Linked DNA regions of Homo sapiens: region 2 is linked to region 1. Evidence: chromatin contacts called from ENCODE Hi-C or POLR2A ChIA-PET data. All regions are on one chromosome and are shown on one strand. The core of a region is the stretch at or near the end of the contact, and the rest is flanking DNA. Distances in the headings are between cores, read along the strand shown. Region 1 holds the start of STYK1 (serine/threonine/tyrosine kinase 1). Region 2 holds the start of LINC02366 (long intergenic non-protein coding RNA 2366).

What was found. Hi-C counts contacts between places; a loop is a spot of excess contacts on that map. ChIA-PET counts read pairs that join two places held with the same protein, here RNA polymerase II (POLR2A). Pooled maps may share reads with other maps.
Region 2: a loop to region 1 is called in a map of PC-3, with 11 times the contacts of the local background. The contact joins the promoter of LINC02366 here to the promoter of STYK1 in region 1. A Hi-C loop is called at or near these places in 21 of 168 maps with a recorded cell type or tissue (CD8-positive, alpha-beta T cell, Caco-2, Calu3 and 15 more), 14 of 37 single-sample maps with no recorded cell type and 31 of 50 pooled maps. POLR2A ChIA-PET finds 5 or more read pairs at or near these places in 2 of 52 experiments (activated CD4-positive, alpha-beta T cell and activated T-cell).

What each region holds. Positions count from the first base shown.
Region 1 is chr12:10,672,271-10,677,500 of GRCh38, forward strand. It overlaps STYK1 (serine/threonine/tyrosine kinase 1), which reads right to left and starts at 1,782. Exons shown (of 11, transcript NM_018423.3): 1 at 1,696-1,782.
Region 2 is chr12:10,748,155-10,753,351 of GRCh38, forward strand. It overlaps LINC02366 (long intergenic non-protein coding RNA 2366), which reads left to right and starts at 2,080. Exons shown (of 7, transcript NR_120463.1): 1 at 2,080-2,146. RefSeq lists a silencer at 2,091-2,140.

The DNA of each region.
Region 1 (5,230 bases), core at 532-3,031:
AGCAGGAAATCAGAGGCAGGTGAGCCAGCAAAGCTTCATCTGCATTTACAGCCACTCCCCATCGCTGTCATTGCCTCCTGAGCTCCTCCTCCTGTCAGATAAGCCACGACATTAGATTTTCTTTCTTTTTCTTCCTCTTGTATTTTTGGTAGAGATGGGTTTCGCCAAGTTGCCCAGGCTGGTCTCAAACTCCTGAACTCAGGGCGATCCACCCACCAACTCCTCCTAAAGTGGTGTGATTACAGGTGTGAGCCACCGTGCCCACTAGCATTAGATTGTCATAGGAGCGTGAACCCTATTGTGAACTGCTCATGTGAGGGATATAGGTTGCGAACTCCTTATGAGACTCTAATGCCTGATGACGTAAGGTGGAACAGTTTCATTCTGAAACCATCTCCCGCCAACCTCATCGGCATCTGTGAAAAAAATTGTCTTCCACAAAATCAGTCCCTGGTGCCTGGTGCCAAAAGCCATGCAGTTTGTGGTACCTTGTTACAGCAGCCCTAGCAAACTCACACAGTAATGGAGGCACTGAACGAAAAAGTATATGATTTTCATTGAAGCAAATACTTCATGATGTCTCATTGAAAGACCTAGCTGCCCCCTAGCTAGCTGTCAGTGGAGATTCCGGTGCATTGAGGGGGAAAAACCAGGTAGACAGCACAGAGTTCTGTTTCCAGGTGTATTTCAGTTGAGCTGTGCTGCACATTACAGTAACTCGACTCCTTTATTGCCACTACTTCCCACCGAGTGGGAAGGAAGTGTGGTCTCATAGGTATAAGAAACTCCAATGTGGAGAGGACCCATTACAGAAGGAAGCAACAATCGCATAAATGAAAGAAAGAAAGGGGGGATGAAGGGTTGATAGAGAAAAATGAAAGAGGAAAAAAGACATTGAAAAGAAAACAGAGGCTAAAATGGTGAAACCCCGTCTCTACTAAAAATACAAAAAAATAAATAGCCGGCCGTGGTGGTGGGAGCCTGTAATCCCAGCTACTTGGGAGGCTGAGGCAGGAGAATCGCTTGAACCTGGGAGGCGGAGGTTGCAGTGAACCGAGATCGCGCCATTGCACTCCAGCCTGAGTGACAGAGCAAGACTCCCTCCCCCACTCCCCACCCCAAATAAAAAGAAGGAAAGAAAACAGAGATTCAGTCAACAAGGGATAGCACATCAGGCTGTACACTTTTAAAGCATGGTTATTGATATCTCATTTAAATATCGCAACAACCCTGGAAAGTAATTACCGTATTTATGCTTTGCAGATGAGGAAGCCGAAGCTGAAAGCAACGATTCCATGGTCTGAAAGGCTATGCAGTCCTCTGACAAGTAATTCCTGTAACCTCATTCTTTCCCTTCCCCCTCTCCTGATGGCCCCCTCTCCAGGAATAAACAGAGGTCCCCCATTCCTGGGTTTTCTCATGTTTCTCTCTGCACCAAATCTGCTGAGTCAGGTTTACTCCCTTATCATATAGAAACACAGAAGCCAAACCCCACAAGATGCTGGTTCCGAAGAAACACAGGTTAATTCACTTGGTGATTTCTGTTTGTTCACATAAACACCCGTTCCGCTCCCAGCCTCTTCCCTTTTTCTCCCTCCCCAACTGCAAAGTCCTCCCCCAGCTGCCTCGCTGCCATTCCCTTCCCACCTTCTTTACCCTCCCCGCCGCGCCCGCCCCCCATACCCCGTTCACTACCGTGTCCCTCCTCTGGTCACTCCGGTTTCCGATGGCACCGGCCCAGTCGGAGGGGAAATAATGACAGGGTTGGGTAGGGCAAGGTGTGCCAGCCTCAAGGAAATGCTTTTCAGTCCCTCCTTCCCACTGCGGGGCGTGGCTGCCGGCAAAGGATGGAGTTCGGGCGGGCTCCCGCGAAGGGAAGTCTGCGGGCTCCGAGGTTTCCGGGACTCGCCACACTCGAGCCACAGGAAACCTCTGCTGCAACTGTAAAGGCTGGACTTGTTGCTGATCTATACTCATTTCCTACTCTAGTGATTGCTAGATGTCAGGTATCACGGTGACTCCAGTCCAGGTGAAAACGGAGTCACGATACAGGGCAACAGCGCCACCTCACGGCCGGCCCCGTAGCAGCGGCCTCCATTGGCGCCTAAAAATGGTCAGGATTCACATTCAGGTGGATTATTCCGCGCCAGGAACATTCTCCACCTGAAGGCTTTGCCGGGGTGTTACAAGATAATACTGAAGGGACGGGAGTGGTGGCTTACGCCTGTAATCCCAGAACTTTGAGAGGCCAAGGCGGGTGGATCACCTGAGGTCAGCAGTTCGAGACCAGCCTGGCCAACGTGGCGAAACCCCGTCTCTACTAAAAATACAAAAATTAGGCGTGATGGCGGGCGCCTATAATCCCAGCTACTCAGGAGGCTGAAGCAGGAGAATCTCTTGAACCCAGGAGGCAGAGATCGCATAGAGCCGAGATTGTGCCACTGCATTGCAGCTTGGGCGACAGAGCAAGACTCCGTCTCAGAAAAAAAAAAAAAAAAAAGAAAAAAAAAAGTACTGACCACTGCGGAGACGTGGGGGAACCTATAAGGAATTAATGAGAATTAAAACCCCAAGATTACGTAATAGATCATTCATTTAGAGCCCGCGCGCGCGCGCGCGCGCACACACACACACACACACACACACACACATATATCCCATTATGTCCTGGGTTCTCCTCTGGGGAAACAGTGAACAAGGTAGTTATGTTACCCGTCCACATGGAAACTAAAATAATAGAAAATACTTAAGACAATAGATAGCTGAAGGAATTCTGTTAGATATTAACACCTAATACAAATTCAATTAAAGAAATAAGAGTCATAGGTAACTTGAATATGTGACCAATTTATTCAGCATTGAACGCATACCAAACACAAACTGACAGTCATTAGAGCAAAAAGAACTTGAGTCAATGTAATGTGGCATATTTAGAGATTGAGGTATGTCAGTTCTCTAGAGCTTTCTCTATTGGCATTTTCACTTCCTTCAGGGCTTTTTAAAAACAGGATGAATTGTACTTAATGCCACTGAACTGTTCATTTTTAAATGGCTAATGGTTGATTTTATGTTATGTGAATTTTACCTCAAAAGGGGAAAGGAAGACATCTCATCAGTTAGTTGTTCTTTAGATTCTTTATGTCATAAGTGATACATCAAATCCAAATGAACTGATTGGAACTTCATATTATGTAATTTTCTACTCTACCTCCCCAAGCATGCTCCTCCATGACAGATAAAGTGGTTTACTCATTTTTAAAATTTCTGCAATGTATTGCTAGATACTCATTCTGATGCACAGAATTTTGTCTAAAATCTAGTTACTATTATAGAAATAGAAGTTAAAAAAGAAACCAAAATACAATCCAGAAAGGGGAGGCAAAATTTTTCTCTCCAATTTTTTTGAGCAAATCACATAAATTATACATTAAAAACATTTTGAGTTAGAGAAAACACTGGAAATGATAATGCCCACACACAGAAACAACTAAGTACCAAATAGTCTGAGTTACACAGCAGACATTCACCAGGAGTTATATATGTATAGCTAGTCCCACACATTATACTCATTAATAAGATGGTTAGAATATCCATTATTTCTCTTTTTTCTTCAAGTTTTCATTCCCTTGTAATTTCAATTATTACCTCCATCTCAAATTTATAAGCCTCCAACTCATTGTCAACAATGCTTTGGCCCCAGTGTTTCTACCAGATCGTTATTTCTGCCTCATTATTAATTCCATAGGAATTTGTTGAATGCCCATTATCTCTCTGTCCAGATTAAGTACTGAACGGTAGTGGGAAGTCACACTGAAATATACACTGGAGATCTCTTCCTTCTCCAGTTTAGCCTACATGAATCCTAACTGCCAGATCCTGCGCTCCTCTAAACTGTTAAAGCCATCCATCCATGTGTTACTTAGTATATTCCCTCTTGTATGATTCTGCAGTTGTGAGGAAGGAATCTACTGGTTTAGTGGGGTGGAATCTATTTACGGAAGGCATGGAGGAATTCCTGGAAAGTCACTCATTATAAGAAAAAAGAAAATCAAAGCACAAAGGTATTTTCCACTAACAAGAATAGCTTGGGGTTCAGCGCTGGGTCTGCATCTCAATGTCCTTTGGCCAAGCCCGTATGCAATAACAGAGTCCTAGTGAGAGGGGACTCTCAAGTACAACTGGTAGAGTTATTTCACAGAAAAATACAACAGCAACAACAAAACCGTATGAGACCTTGTGTACACAAGGTAGCTTTGCTTTGGAACTGTTTTCAAGGGAATATAACACAAAAGCGGGGCAGGTGAATTCTTCCAACTTTATCTGGAAATGCAGTTCAACTTTCACAAAAGGGCAAGCAGTGGCTACCAGTAGGAGATAGCTCCACATGGGCCTGAGGCTTACCTGAAAGGCTTGCACTGGCACAGAGGATCAGAGTCACTCTGATGAAAATTATAAACAAAGTCAGCAGTAGAGTCACTGCTGCAGCAATGCCTGGCATGTAAATGGAGTTCCCAGGCATTTAGAGAACAATAGACATCACCAGAAGAAATCTAAGACAAGGAAAAGAGTGGATTCTATGTAGCCGCTAGGGTTTGGGATTGTGAAAATTTATGAGGTCCTCTACTATCTTGAGGATCTTCAGGGACAGTTGGGGAAAAGATCTTTTAAGAAACAACAGAGGTTCTGCAACCAACTAAAGGCGGCGACAGAGTATGGGAAATTACTATTCATATGACCTCATGTTTAACCCTGGTTGGTATACCCTAGAGAATATTGATCATTGGTAAGCTTCCATGTATATGTTGTTTCTTTTTACCTTATATATTAGTTTTCCATTGCTAACATAACACATTACCACACACTTAGTGGTCTAAACAACATAAATGTTTTATTTTACAGTTCTGTAAGTCAGAAGTCAACAAAATTCTATGTGGATTAAAATCAAGGTATTAGCAGGCCTGTATTCTTTTCTAGAGGTTCCTGGGAAGAATTTGTTTTCTTGCCTTTCCCAGCTTATAAAGGTCTCCCATATTCTTTGGTTGATAGCCTTTTTGATCCCCCCGTCTTCAGAGCCAACAGTGGCTGGTTGAGTCCTCTCACATCAGGTGTGTGTTTCTGTGACCCTTCTGTCATTGCTGTGTGTCCTGCTCTCTCTGACCACAGATCGGAAAGTTTCTCCACCTTTAAGGACTCACATGATGAGTAGATTGGGCCCACAGGATAATCTTCT
Region 2 (5,197 bases), core at 830-3,329, 76 kb after region 1:
CTAGGAAAGGGAATTCCCTGACTCCTTGCACTTCCCACGTGAGGCAATGCCCCGCCCTGCTTCGGCTCACCCTCCATGGGCTGCACCCACTGTCCAACCAGTCCCAGTGAGATGAACCAGGTACCTCAGTTGGAAATGCAGAAATCACCTGTCTTCTGTGTCGATCATGCTAGGAGCTGCGGACTGGAGCTGTTCCTATTCAGCTATCTTTGGATAAAGTCTTGCTCTGTCACCCAGGCTGTAGTGCAGTGGCACAATCATGGCTCACTGCAGCCTCAGCCTCCTGGGCTCAAGCAGTCTTTCCACCTCAGCCTCCAAAAATGCTGGAATTACAGGCATGAGCCACCTTGCCTGGCCCTGCTTTATTATGTGAGGACTGTTTTCCAGGAAAAAAGTACTCGTCGCAAATGGTAACATATATCAGTGACTCCATCTTGGGTCGCACTGTGTCTCCTAGGCTGGAACGCAGCGTAATGATCATAGCTCACTGCAGCCGTGAACTCTTGGGCTCAAACAAATCATTTCACCTCAGCCTCCCATGTAGTTATGTCTACAAGCTTGTGCCATTGCACCTGGCTAGTTTTTAATTTTTTTGTAGAGACAGGGTCTCGCTATGTTGCCCAGGCTGGTCTCCAACTGGTCTCCTGGATTCACAGTGATCCACCTGCCTCAGCCTCCCAAAGTGTTGGGATTATAGGCTCCACCCAGCAAGGTACATTTAAAAAAAAATTTATTCTAAAAATAGTCAGACTGAGGTATAGATGGAAATATGAATTCAGAATATTATAATTTTGGCCTATCTTTAAATATTTGGAAAAACTGTTAAAATCTGTATCCCAAATTATGGTTTTATGAGTGTTATTACCATAGATACAGGGGGAAATGTGGACATGCCAAATGGTTTAGAATTTCATCCTGATCATCCAGGAAATGAATTATTTCTTTTTAACTTCTCAAAAAGACATTTAGCCAGTCATAACATATGTCTCCTGGGGTGTCTGTGTTTTTCAGTACATACTGCTTTGATAATCATCACCCTTGTTTATGTTTAGCTGCTTGACAGCTGTTGCCAGGCCATATTGAATTCTCTTTCTCAGAGGTTAGGAGCCAAAATTCACAGATATAAGTCAGTCTCTGATAGTCACTTAAGCTGAGGATGTGGGAATTCAGGAGCTGTCGGGTCTAGAGAGGAGAAAGTCAGCCAATAGAAAGAGGCAATAGTCCAAAGATATCAAGAAAACCATGGACTAGAGAATGTGGAAAGAAAAAAGTTTGAACAACTGTGTAATTCTTATAGTTTTCCAGTTGTTGATTCTAATCTCCTGTATCACTTAAAGAAACTTCTTGTTTTCTTTGAAATGACCCGTAATTACACTGAAAAGCCATCTTTTTCCTCCCTTTAACTCAATTTGAAGAGAATTCTGTTATTTCTAATTCAACACACCTTAACGTGACATTCAATGAAGAAATGTTCCTGCCCCATTTAAGCATTAGGGAAGAAAAGTCAGTGACCCTGATATAAACACTAAAATTGAAACTGCTGTAGCTATACAATCATTATTTAATAGTGGCTTAAAGAGTTACTAATATTATCCTGTGCTAAAGATGAATAGAATCTTTTAAGGCTTCTTTTCAGTTATGAAAAAAATGGCAAAATTTCTCCTTTCTATATCAGTGAGGAAGATGGTTAGGAAGAAAGGCCACTTTGTGTTAGTCAAACAGGCTTTCTTCAGAGCTGTCAGCGGGCTGTGATGAAAGAACCATGACACTGACCCTAGACTAAGGTTTGAATTCCGCCGAGGTCACTCACTACCTCAGTTACCTTGGATAATTTACTTGATTTCTCCCTTTCTAGTTCTTTTTCTGTAAAATGAGGAAGAGAATGGTAAAGTCTCCTTTGCATTACTGTGAGGATTGCCAAAGGTCTGGATCACAGTTGGTTCTCCCGTGGGAATCATTGCCATCACCGTCATTGCCTTGTGTACGGCCTTCACGCGTTTCGCCAGCTTCTGTGTCATTGGTGACATCATAAAATCAGGGAAAGGGAAATCTGTAAACACTGGCCGTTGAAGAATACGGTTTCTGAGAATTTCCACTCTGAATTCACATTCCGTTCAGTGTTATCGCCACCCTGTGGATTTCTTGGGTAATGAAACTCAGACCGGGAAATGAAAACGGGGATTTTCAGTAAATCGGTTCCAGTAAATCTCTGCTGCTCTTGTGGGCGCCCTCTTTTGAGCACCGGAGGAATGAGCACCGTTCTTCATTCTTTTGGTTTTGTAAAGTTGTAGAGCTGCGTTCATAAGTGAGATCATTAATTAATCTGCCCTTCTCCGTAGACCTTCCTCCTCCCCAATTTTCAATATAAAAACTGATTCCCAGGTAGCTTTAATTTCAAAACTGGTCAGTGGTAAATTTAGGAAGAGAATTTAAGGTCTCCTGACTTCCAATCAAACATAGTTCCCACTTGCCCAATTGGATAATAGATGTTTGTTTTTACAATTAGCTAATTATTTCTCAGTATTTACTTATTTTATAAGTAGTACATAATTAATCAATTGACCAACTGGCCTTATGGCACTGTGTTTACATGTGATCCTGCCCCTTTCTAGTCTATTTTCTGGAGGTTGTCAATCATCTTCCTTTAGAAGTATTTTCTGCCATTCTTTTTTGTGGAAGTATTGCGTGATTGTCCAAAGGCCTGTCCCTATTTGCGGAGACTCCTTGAGAATGTCCACCTTTGTGTATTTCTCCTACTTCCTGAAATATCCCTTCATTTCTCAGAAACTGTGCAAATCTTACTTCCTCTAAGCCCAATTTAAGTCCTGCTTGCTTCTGAGCCTTTCAGGCCATAGTAACTCTTGCTGTTCTTTCTGAGGCTCATATCATTGACATATATGAATTATTTTAATGTCTTAATTGGATTACTAAGAGCACTCCAATTCCCAACACATACATGATTAATACTTATTTCTGGATCCATCGTGGGCATCCCTGTTTTCTCTTCCCCTTTCTATCATATTTCTATCTTCCCAAACAAGCAGAAAAAAAAATCTATGGCCTATTTTAGGTAGTGGCAGATTATTGTGTTTTGTTTCTACAGGTGTTTACTTGTGGCAACCTGTTTCCTCACTGTGCATGTGTGTGCATCCTAAGTACGTGTGTGTTTAATTCCCCTATAACCTTCTGCTGGGAGGATTTTATCTATAAGTATTCCTTGGGATCTGTGTGGAAGTTGCTTTCCTCTACAGGAAAGGTTTTCCTTTGCATCTTACATGCAAACTGAAGGTATCACTTTAAAATAAATTTTCAGGTTGAAGTTTTGGGGACTAAATGTTGCAAACATGTTTGAAGGCTGGCTTATGGTTATGAATTCTTAATGGCAATGATTTTCCCTCTCTCCCCTCATTTCCGAGGTTGAAACCTTTAATACATTTGTTGTTCCCTTTTTGTTGGCTTGTTTGTTTGCTTGTAGCTCTCCATCACAACCAGGGTGTAGTTTTATTGTATCCGAGGTGCATGTGTGCTGGAGGAGTTTCTATGAATTAGTCTCCAATTTGACGAATGTTTGTTCATTAGTCCAACTTGAATGTGGACTTTGTGGCTGTCCTTTGTCCTCATGTGCTATATCAATGAAGGCTCAGATTATCCTTGATTTACATATACCCTTAGGACAGGACCAAATTTCAGGCTTTACTTCCCTCCTGGATTTTTGCTTTCTATTTATTTTTGTTAAATCTATGAACATTTCCTTTTATTTTTACCAGATCAGCCACGCATTTAACCGTATTTTTTCATGTTACAGCTAGAATCTTAAATTCTTTGAGTTGAGATCGTTGTCCTTGAAGTACACAGTGATCACTCATTGAAACTTTTAGATTAATTTTAGGATCAGTTTGTAAATTTCATGGAACAATTCTGTTACGATTTTAGATTAGAATTTCACTAAATTTGGAGGATTCCAGGGGAATTAATATCTTTACAATACTCTTGCTTCTCATTCTTGAAAATAACTTATCATTTCACTTATTTATGTCCTTATGCCCTTCAGTAATGTTTATGTTTTTTCCTTTGAATATCTTTTGCTGCTGTTTTGTAAACAGGTTTTTTTTTAACTTCCATTTTTTATTTGTCACTGTTGTATAACTAGCTAATACTTACATAGTACTTACTACGTGGCAGAAATCATTTTAAATCCTTTAGTAATCTTTTACCTGGTGAACTTGTTTATTGATTTAAATGGTCTGTCATTTGGTTTCTCTTGAATTTTCAATGAAGGCAACTATATTATCAATAGTCATTGACTCTTTTGTCAATTTCTTTTCAGTACCTGTGCTCTTTATATAATTATTCATTCTTTTTTTCTTATTATTTGTCTATTTGGTGCCTCTCTTTAATGATATTGTCCTGCACTGTGTGGGTTGTCACTCTTGATTGCAGTTTTATATTTGCATTTGAGAATTTCTCTTCCCCTGCTTACAATGATCGAATGAAGACAGTTGGAATCTAAAGGATAGAAATCTGACAGGATTGAACTGACGAAGAAAATCTGGGTCCAAAGATAGAAATCAGATAAGATGGCTATGGGTGAGATTTGTTCTGTAGAAATATATACAAACACACACATGCACATATATGTAAAAGTATTGTCAAACCATTTGCAGTGGTGGCTCAACCTGATGGTTCAGAGGTTCCAGACAATACAAAACGTGTTGGGAAAATAGTGTTGAAAGATAGATACTTCCATCTCTCATGGAGCTTATATCAGAAGAGGAATCAAATGTTAGAAAAAAAAGATTATACTAAAACAAAGTCATAATCATTGTACTAAGGCCATTAAAGCAATAAATCATTTAGCAATGCACTGCTCAAAAGCATCAAGTTTAATTCCTCTTCCCCTGCCTACGGTGTTCTAGTGGAGGCAGCTGGAATCTACGAATGCAAGACCTTCCAGTGCAGGAACAAAGATTTTTCCATTCCTTTTGGGTGTTGCCAACCACCTGGAACACTGTGCTACTTCTGTGACCCAGTTATTCATACTAATGTCTCCAGTCTGGAAGCAAATGCTACACTGTTCACTGCATGAGTCTCTCTCTCTCTCTCTCTGTGTGTGTGTGTGTGTGTGTAAATGTTTGTGTTTGCGTGGGGGTGTGGAAATGGGGCCAACCTGCCTAACTGTTTTACATTCCATCTCTAA